Regions from separate parts of the Homo sapiens genome. Here region 2 is linked to region 1. Evidence: read pairs that join two places in POLR2A ChIA-PET (ENCODE). Cell type or tissue: Panc1. All regions are shown on one strand. Region 1 overlaps UGDH (UDP-glucose 6-dehydrogenase). Region 2 overlaps SMIM14 (small integral membrane protein 14).

Region 1 (5,000 bases):
TACTACTATTAAAAAAGTATCTGTGTAGTTTATCAGGCTTGAAATAAATAAATATTTGGCTTTAATTTAATGAAGAGTTGAATGCTATATACTAACCAGTTTGGAAAGCTCTGAAGACCAAGTATTAGTGGTGAGGATCTTTTCTCTGGGAACCCAGTGCTCATATACAGCACACAGGGCCTGCACAGCTCTCTGGCCCTCTGGAGTTTCATCCCCTCCAATCAGTACTCTGTCTGGGTTCTTTAGGTCCTTGATGGCTGTTCCCTCTGCCAGAAACTCAGGGTTGGACAGCACCTAGAATCCCAATGCAAAGGAAAGTTTTAAGCTAGAATTAATTATGGGCAACTTTAACACATCAGTATTTACATAAGAATAACCAGATTCTAATGCTTCATTTTTTATACCTGTAAATTCAAGTTGGGTTTTGTGTTTGCATCAAATATGCGACGGATACTTTCTGCTGCCCGCACTGGAACTGTGCTTTTCTCAGTCACAATTTTGTACCCATTTGAGTTTTGCACAATGCGTCTAGCACAAGCTTCAATATACTTCAGATCTGCTGCCCGGCCTTTCCCCATTCCATAGGTTTTTGTTGGAGTATTCACCTGATGTAAGTATATGGGATAAAGAACAGAGTGCCTGTGAGATAGGGATTTCAAGATATACCCTGAACTACTGGTTAAAGTGTGGAGTTAACAATCATCAGTAGCCCTGATTTAATCCTCTGTTAGTTCCATAGAAATAATACATTTTATAAATATAATAATCAGAAGAAATAGCTTGAAGCATCTAGAGAACTCATTCAATAAATTTTTGTTAGGAAGCTACTATCTATATGCCGGATAACTAGGGCAGGCAGATTCCAGCTAAGCCCTGAAGATACATAAATGAATGAGACGGTTATCCTAAAGGACTTCACAATCTGAAATGAAATGTAAGCCTTTTCTTATTCCCTTTCTTTATTGTACATAATATATTATTATAGTCCTTAAAAATAAGTTTTAAAGTCTTTTTTTTTTTTTTGAGATGGAGTCTTGTTCTTTGCCCAGGCTAGAGTGCAGTAGTGTAATCTCGGCTCACTGCAACCTCTGCCTCCCAGGTTCAAGCGATTCTCCTGCCTCAGCCTCCCAAGTAACTGGGACTACAGGCATGCGCCACCACACCCCACCACTTTTTTTATATTTTTAGTAGAGACAGGGTTTCATCATGTTGTCCAGGCTGGTCTCGAACTCCTGACCTCAGGTGATCTGTCCACCTCAGCATCCCAAAGTGCTGGGATTACAGGCGTGAGCCACCGCACCTGGCCTCCTTTCTTATTCCCCTATTTTTACAGTCCTATATCAACAGTCTTTTAAAATATTGCAATATCATTTACAAATGCTTTCTGAGTTCATTAAAGCTAGACATTACCTATCATCTTCAGGATATAGAATACTATGTGGACAAAGACTTGCTTTTTTTTTTTTTTTTTAAGATGGAGCCTTGCTCTGTCACCCAGGCTGGAGTGCAGTGGCGCGATCTCGGATCACTGCAATCTCTGCTTCCTGGGTTCAAGCGATTCTCCTGCCTCAGCCTCCTGAGTAGCTGGGATTACAAGTGCGCCACCACACCCGCCTAATTTTTGTATTTTTAGACGGGGTTTCACCATGTTGGCCAGGGTGGTCTCAAACTCCTGACCTCAAGTGATCTGCCTGCCTCAGCCTCCCAAAGTACTAGGATTACAGGCATGAGCCACTGCACCTGGCCAATGGGCGAAGACTTTCATTTAGAAAAAAAAAAAAAAAATCATGGGCCCAGAGTCTAGGCATTTAGTTTTGGATTACATGTAACCTTGGAGAAGTGTGGCTGCCTCTGCCTCAGTGACCTCATTGGAAAATGAGGATAGTGAGCTCTCTAAAAACTAACACATGAATGTTATAATGCTCTGACAAAAATGAAAGTGCTCTGAAAAGTCTAAAACTTAAAGGGAATAGGAATTATTTTTGAACTAATAGTAAGTAGTACTAACTCTCTTCTCTTGATGAGATTATAACCCAATGGGAGACTAAATAAAGGAATCAAGTGAAAATAAATCAAAACTTGAAGATTGAGTTGAGGTGTGAAAAGCAGGAGGAAAAAGTTGTTTACATGCATGGAACAACTTAGGGCAAGAGTTACATGTAATGGTGTACGGAAAGGCAAAGACAGCTCATGATGTAGGGTGAAACTGGCTAGAGATGGGAGATGATCAGACAGCTTCCCCTGGTAAAGGAGCTTTGAAAACAACAGTTGAAAACTGATTGCTACAAAATAATTCCTGTCTGGCATTCAAAAACAGATTATTTTTAAATGTCCTTTCTGCAGAAAATTATTCTATTACCATTCTAGGCTCTGGTCACCTAAAAATTAGACTAAGTAACTCATTGATTTTTTCCAGGTACCTAGCTACTCCAAAATATTTTCTTATTTTTTTATGCCTCCACTCTAACTTTCTGCAAGTTTAAATAGGGGATGGGTAGGTAAGTCATAAAAGCTGCATCAATTTCTCTGAAGTGATTAAGGAGGTCAAAAAGAAGAGACTGAATTTTTTTTTTTTTTTTTTTTTGAGACAGGGTCTCCTTCTGTCACCTAGGCTGGAGTGCAAGGTACAATAATGGCTCATTGCAGCCTCAACCTCCAGGGTTCAATCAATCCTCCCACCTCAGTCTCCCAAGTAGTCAGGACTACAGACATACAGCACCACGGCCAGCTAAGTAGAGACAGGGTTTCACCATGTTGCCCACGCTGGTCTCAAATTCCTATGCTCAAGCGATCCGCCTGCCTTGGCCTCCCAAAGTGCTGGGATTACAAGCATGAGCCATCATGCCCAGCTCGTAAAGATCTTAAGTCATATAACACCCTCACTCAGCTTCCAACTGGTGATAGCTATATCATTACATACAGAATATTTGAGTAGATGGTTACTAGGACAGCAAGATGTAAGTTGCTTTGGTTCAAATAGTGGTTTACTAGAGTTTAATCTCAAGTGTTGGTTCTGTTTTTTTCATTATAAAGGTAGGACAGTTCAGCCACATTATGAGGTAAAGGTGTCTGTTGGTTAGCCTGATAATCTAACCAACATATGCCAAGTTACAAACAATTAATGTAAAATTCATTTAGAGAGGAGATGCCTGTAAGTTTGCAAACTGATTTTCTTCATCTCACCTCTGCCAACCACTGGAAACAAGAAATAATGAAATAAATATGAAATATACTATCATCACATGTGCTCTCATGTTACCAGCATTTCCTAGTTCTTTTTTTTTTTTTTTTTTTTTTTTGAGACAGAGTCTCACTCTATCACCAGGCTGGAGTGCAGTGGCGCGATCTCGGCTCACTGCAACCTCTGCCTCCTTGGTTCAAGCGATTCTCCTGCCTCAGCCTCTTGAGTAGCTGGGACTGCGGGTGCACACCACCACGCCCAGCTAATTTTTGTATTCTTAGTAGAGACGGGGTTTCACCATGTTGGCCAGGATGGTCTCAATCTCTTGACCTTGTGATCTGCCCACCTTGGCCTCCCACAATGCTGGGATTACAGGCGTGAGCCACCGCACCCGCCCATTTCCTAGTTCTAAATCTCAAATTAGAACTTTGAGTTTACTTGTTCAATGACTTGTAATGACATATTTGACTAGATGATTACGGGGTTTTGTGAACTGTCAGACAAAGTGACAACCAAAATTCACCGGACAACTCTATACTAAGCAATGTTGAGGCTTAATACCAATGGATTTACTATTAAAGTATGATGAAACTTTTATATAGACAAGAATACATTAAAATTCACACAACAAAGGAAAATACTTACAGAAATAAATACAAGATCAGCTTCTTTGATGGCATCATCAATATTGGTAGAAAAAAAAAGATTTTTTCCTCGACAGGATTCTACCACTTCTTTTAGTCCTGGCTAAAAAGAAAAAAGAAAAGGAATTGTACATATAGCTTGCCAGTGATATGAGATAACCTAATAGTATAGAATTACATTTGTTAAAGGGCATGGTAATATTGTAATTTAAAGGTCTAGGTTGTGCTCAAATTACCTTTGTAGACAAGTTAAGGATCATATACCAAAGGCCATAAGTGCACATCTCATTTTTTAAATAGGGACAGGGTCTCACTCTGTCACCCAGGCTGGAGTGCAGTGGTGCAATCTCAGCTCACTGCAGCCTCCGCCTCCTGGGCTCAAATGATCCTCCCATCTCAGCCTCCCAAGTAGCTAGGACCACAGGAGCCATGAGGCCTGGCTAATTTTTGTATCTTTTTTTGGCAGAGATGGGGTTTTGGGGTTTCACTGGGTTGTCCAGGCTGGTCTCACATTCCTGGGCTCAAACAATCCTCCCATCTCAGCTTCCCAAAGTGCTGGGATTATAGGAGTGAGCCACCATGCCCAGCCCATTTATTTTATTTTATTTTATTTTTTTTTGAGACAGAGCCTCTTTCTGTCACCCAGGCTGGAGTGCAGTGGTATGATCTCGGCTCACTGCGACTTCCGTCTCCTGGGTTCAAGCAGTTCTCCTGCCTCAGCCTCCCAAGTAGCTGGGATTACAGGCATGCACCACCACACTGGGCTAATTTTGTATTTTTAGTAGAGATGGGGTTTCACCATGTTGGCTAGGATGGTCTTGAACTCCTGACCTCAGGTAATCCACCTGCCTTGGCCTCCCAAAGTTCTGGGATTACACGCACAAGCCACCACACCTGGCCTATTTTATTTTTTCATACAGGGTTTCGCTCTGTTCCCCAGGCTGGAGTGCAGTTGCGTAACAGCTCACTACAACCTTGACCTCCCAGGCTCAGGCAATCCTCCCTGCTCCTCCTCCTAAAGTGCTGGGATTATAGGAGTAAGTTACCACGCCCTGCCTCATAAGTACACTTAAGTAAATAAAGTAAAATGGAAATTGCCATTAAACTTGCTACAATCAGAAGAGCAGCTCATTTAATGCTTTGTCATTGTTTACCATGTGACTAACTCATAAGAG
Region 2 (5,000 bases), 96 kb after region 1:
CGACAGAGCAAGACTCCGTCTCAAAAAAAAAAAAAAAAAAAGACATTGAACATGAGGCTACAAAGAATAGTGACACCTGAGAGACGGAAAAACAAATGAGATGAGCCCTATCACTGGCCCAGTTTACTGCCTCGAGGAGACTCTAGTTCCAAGTATGTGGTGGGAAAACCCAGACCAGAGCCCAGTGGTATCCCTAAGTTGGGGAGAAGAAACTAGAAGAATGACTATATTAAGGAGAGACATTAAAGATAGTAAAATCATCCAACTGGACTGGTAGAGATAAAAACAATAGTGTCCGAAATGAAAAATACACCAGATGGGTTTAACAGCATAGGAGACATTACAGAAGAAAAGATTACTGAACTTGAAGACATAATAACAGTAGCTATCAAAAATGAAATAATAGAAAAAGGGGTGGATAAACCAGTAGTCCCAGCCACTTGGGTGGTTGGGGCAGGAGGACCATTTGAGCCCAAGAGTTCAAGGCCAGCCTGAGCAACACAGTGAGAACCCATCTCTGAAAAAAATAAACAAAAACATACATAGGCCATTAGTGAGCTGTGGGACAACTTCAAATGGTCTAATATATGTGAATTGTGGACACATCCATCAAAACTTATCAAATTGTATATTTAAATGTGCATAGTTTATTGTTTATCAATTATATCTCAATAACGAGTAAAATTATGCTTATATACAGCATTAGCCATGGAAAACCATTCTGGTTAAAAGGTGGAATAGGCAGATCAATAAAACAATTCATAAATTAACTTAAAATTAAAAATTGAGTGATTAACATAAATTCACTCAAAAATATTTAGTGCTTATGCTAAGCCTATTAGAAATTTAAAAGTAGGCTGAGCATGGTGGCTCACACCTGTAATCCTAGTAGTTTGGGAGGCTGAGGCAAGAGGATCACTTGAGCTCAGGAGTTCAAGAATAGCCTGAGCAACATAGTGAGACCTCATCTCTGTAAAAATAAAAAAGAAATTTAAAGTAAGCAAAAACTGATAGTTCTTACCCTAATGGTGTTCACATTCCAGTAGTAGACACAGATACTAATCTAAATGTTTTTTAAATTATAAATACAAACTGATAAATGCTATAAAAGATAAACGAAAGAGTGAAAAGACAACTCCCAGAATGGAATATTTGCAAATCATCTGTTTGATAAAGGTTTAGTATTCACAACATATAAAGAATTTCTATAACTCAATAACAAAAGATAAGCAATTTTTAAATGGCAAAGAACTTGAACAGACATTTATTCAAAGAAAATATACAAATGGCTAATAATTATATTAAAAATGCTTAAAGTCAGTAATCATTAGGGAGATGCAAATCAAAACCACAATTAGATACCACTTCATACCTACTAGTATGGCTATAATCAAAATGGAAAATGAGTGATGTAGAAAAACTAGAACCCTCATACAACCCTCATGTAAAATGGTGGTGTGGCTGCTGTGGAAAATAGTTTGAAAGTTCCTCAAAAGTTAAACACAGATTATCATAAGACTCAACAATTCTACTCATAGGTATATACCTAAGAGATTTGAAAACATAGACTCAAGATTGGGCATGGTGGCTCACGCCTATAATCCCAGCACTTTTGAAGGCTGAGGTGGGAGGATCACTTGAGCCCAGGCAACACGGTGAGCAAGACCCTGTCTGTATTTATAAACAACAACAAAAAAGAAAACATGAACTTCAACAGATACTTGTTTACCAAATATTCAGAGCAGCATTGTTTGCAATAGACAAGAGACAGAAACAACCCAAGTGTCCATCAAGTGAAAAATGGATAAACAAAATGTGGTATACACATACAATGGGGATATTCAGCTGTAAAAAGGAATGAGGTTCTGATATGTTACAACATGAATGAACTTTGAAAACATTCATCAAACTGAAATTAGCCAGACAAAAAATAATATGCTATGATTCCATTTATATGAAATATCTAGCTAGAATAGGCAAATTCATGGAGACAGGAAGTAGAATGGTGACTTCTAGGGACTTAGGGAAGAAAGGAATGGGAAGTTACTGCTTAAAGAGTTTCTATCTGTGGTAATAAAAAAGTTTTCAAAATGATGGTGATAATTGTACAACACTGTGAATGTAATTAATGTCACCAAACTGTACACTTTAAAAATGGTTAAAACTGCAAATTTTGTTATATTTTACCCCATTAAAAACAATCACTCTGGTTGCCTAGAGCTGGGAAGTTTGCAGGGGAAATAGGGAGTGACTGCTAATGTGTATAGGATCTTTCAGGGGGGCTGAAAAAACTGTTCTATGGTGATAATCACACAACTCTGTGAATATACTAAAAGACACTGTAATGTACATTTTATTTTATTTTATGTATTGTTTTGAGATGGAGTCTTGCTCTGTCACCCTGGCTGGAGTGCAGTGTCATGATCTCGGCTCACTGAAACCTCCACCTCCCGAATTCAAGCCATTCTCCTGCCTCAGCCTCCAGACTAGCTAGGACTACAGGCGCGTGCCACCATGCCCGGCTAATTTTTTGTATTTTTTTTTAGTAGAGATAGTGTTTCACCATGTTAGCCAGGATGGTCTCGAACTCCTGACCTAGCGATCCGCCCGCCTTGGCCTCCCAAAGTGCTGGGATTAGAGGCATAAGCCACCGTGCCCGGCCTGTATTGTACATTTTAAACGGGTGCATTGTATGGTATGTAAATCATATCTCAAAAAAGCTGTTACATAAATGGTGCCTAGAGAGCATATACATGTTCTAAACTCATCCGGAGAGTCAGGGAAGATTTTACTGAAGAAATTAACTAGAAGTTGAGAGTGAAGGAATGAGTTAAATACATTAGGGAGAGGTAGAAGTAGAAGGTGTGAGACTTGGGGGTTGAGGGCATTCTAGACACAAAGGGAAAAGAAGTACAAAGGTCCTTTATGAGTAAGAGTATGACATGTTGGAGGAACTGAAAGAAAGCCACACTGTGCTAGAATCTGGATAGCAAAGTGGTTTAAAATGACACAGGAGAGGTCAGAGGGAGTCATGCCACAAAGGGTCTTTCCGGCTATGTTCATGATTAGGTCGTTACCCCAAGAGCAATGTGAAGAACAATGTGAAGCAATGTGCTTTCATCCTGGTGTGTTCTAAAAAGACCACCTCAGCTGCACGATAGAAAACTGAGAAAAGGGAAGCCACAGTAGGTAGAGGGAACCTAGTTAAAATGCTCTTTCAACAGATCAGCGACAACGGCGGGGCTCCTTGGAGAATGATATTTTAATGACAGCATATTGAATCACTGGAAGGAAGACAAATTATTTCATAAATGGTGTTAGCTCCCTCCCTATTCTCATTCCTTATGCCAAAATAAATTCTAGACGCATGAGTGATTTAACTTTTAATTTTGAGACAGTGTCTGGCTCTGTCACCCAGGTGGGAGTGCAGTGGCGCGAACACACCTCACTGCAGCCTCAACCTCCCAGGCTCAAGTGATCCTTCCCTCTCAGCCTTCCAAGTAGCTGGGACCACAGGTACACACCCCATCTTGCTAGTTTTAAATTTTCTGTAAAGACGGGGTCTCCCTATGTTGCCCAGGCTGGTCTTGAACTCTTGAGCTCAAGTGATCCTCCCTCCTCAGCCTCCCAAAGTGCTGAAATTACAGGTGTGAGCCACCGCGCCTGGTCCAATTTAACTTTTAAAAATGAAGTCACACATAAAATTAGTCAACTACAGCAACAGATTAGAACACAGTATCCACAAATTGACCCATGATTTTACTGAAATTGAAAATATGCAAAAGGTGCCATTTAAAATCATGGATTATTTAATAAATGGCAGGGTGATTGTCTTTTTTTTTAAAGTAAACTGTGACACATACATAAAGCACTGGAAGCCTGAGCAATATAGCAAGACCCCATCTCCACACACAAAAATTTTTTTTAATTAGCTGGGTGTGGTGGCGTGTACCTGTAGTTCTAACTACTCTGGAGGCTGAAGTAGGGGGATCGCTTGAGCCCAGGAGATTGAGACCATAGTGAGCTATGATCACACCACTGCACTCTAGCCTGAGTGACAGAACTAGACCTGGTCTCTTAAAAAAAAAAAAAAAACTGAAAGAACATACAACAGACTTAATATGTGAATAGCTCTGGGGAAGAGAATAAAATTTTAGGGACTAGAGTTTCGTTGTCAATTTTTACATTTCTTATGAGTATGTATTTATGCATTAAGACTTCTAAAATATAAATTTTAATTTTAAAAAGGCACACATACATAACTACAAGAAGATGACTGGGATACATATAGAATATAAGTCCAAGAAACCATGAAGGAAAGGACCAATAATTTTAACAACCAAAACCAATAAAAGTTTCTATAAAACCAAAAATACACCATAAAATGAAAATACAACAAACTTGAAAAACCATGTGCAATATCAGGGCTAGTTTCCTTAATTTACAGAGAACTCTGAAAAAATCAGTATGAAAATGGCAACCTAGAAGAAAAGTGAGCGAAGATTACATTCACAGGAAAATACAGAACCAATAAGCAAATAAAAAATGGAAGTGTAAATCAAAACAATCTTATACCTATCAGGAGATTGGTAAAATTAATTCATCCAGCCAGACACGGTGGCTCACGCCTATAATCCCAGCACTTTGGGAGGCCAAGGCAGGCAGATCACCTGAGGTCAGGAGTTCGAGACCAGCCTGGCCAACATGGCCAAACCCCGTCTCTACTAAAAATACAAAAATTAGCTGGGCATGGTGGCAGGTACCCGTAATCCCAGCTACTCAGGAGGCTGAGGCAGGAGAATTGCTTGAACTCGGGGGGTGGAGGTTGCAGTGACCCAAGATAGCACTAATTCACTCCAGCCTGAGCAACCGAGCAAGACTCCATCTCAAAAAAAAAAAAAAAACAATTAGCCAGGAATGGTGGTATGCACCTGTAATCCTAGCTACTCAGGAGGCTGACACAGGAGAATCGCTTGAACCCAGGAGGTGGAGGTTATAGT

Evidence for each region. Peaks named below come from ENCODE experiments on the same cell type or tissue, not always from the same donor. Only the 100,000 strongest peaks of a DNase experiment are listed, where the experiment ranks them.
Region 2: POLR2A ChIA-PET joins it to region 1 with 11 read pairs; 13 of 35 experiments call an interaction of 5 or more read pairs at or near these places.

What each region holds. Positions count from the first base shown.
Region 1 is chr4:39,510,257-39,515,256 of GRCh38, forward strand. UGDH (UDP-glucose 6-dehydrogenase) reads right to left here. Exons shown (of 12, transcript NM_003359.4): 3 at 3,827-3,928; 4 at 405-605; 5 at 97-294. Among named protein-coding and RNA genes, the nearest start is that of UGDH, 15 kb to the right of the region's middle. RefSeq lists enhancers at 4,753-5,000, 4,895-5,000, 4,934-5,000 and cis regulatory regions at 4,962-4,972, 5,000. In Panc1, no CTCF peak of the experiment used is centred here; a DNase peak (open chromatin) is centred at 4,945.
Region 2 is chr4:39,606,618-39,611,617 of GRCh38, forward strand. The region is part of intron 1 of SMIM14 (small integral membrane protein 14); the gene reads right to left. Among named protein-coding and RNA genes, the nearest start is that of SMIM14, 30 kb to the right of the region's middle. RefSeq lists enhancers at 2,864-2,963, 3,204-3,403. In Panc1, no CTCF peak of the experiment used is centred here; no DNase peak of the experiment used is centred here; H3K4me3 peaks cover 320 bases; H3K27ac peaks cover 4,393 bases.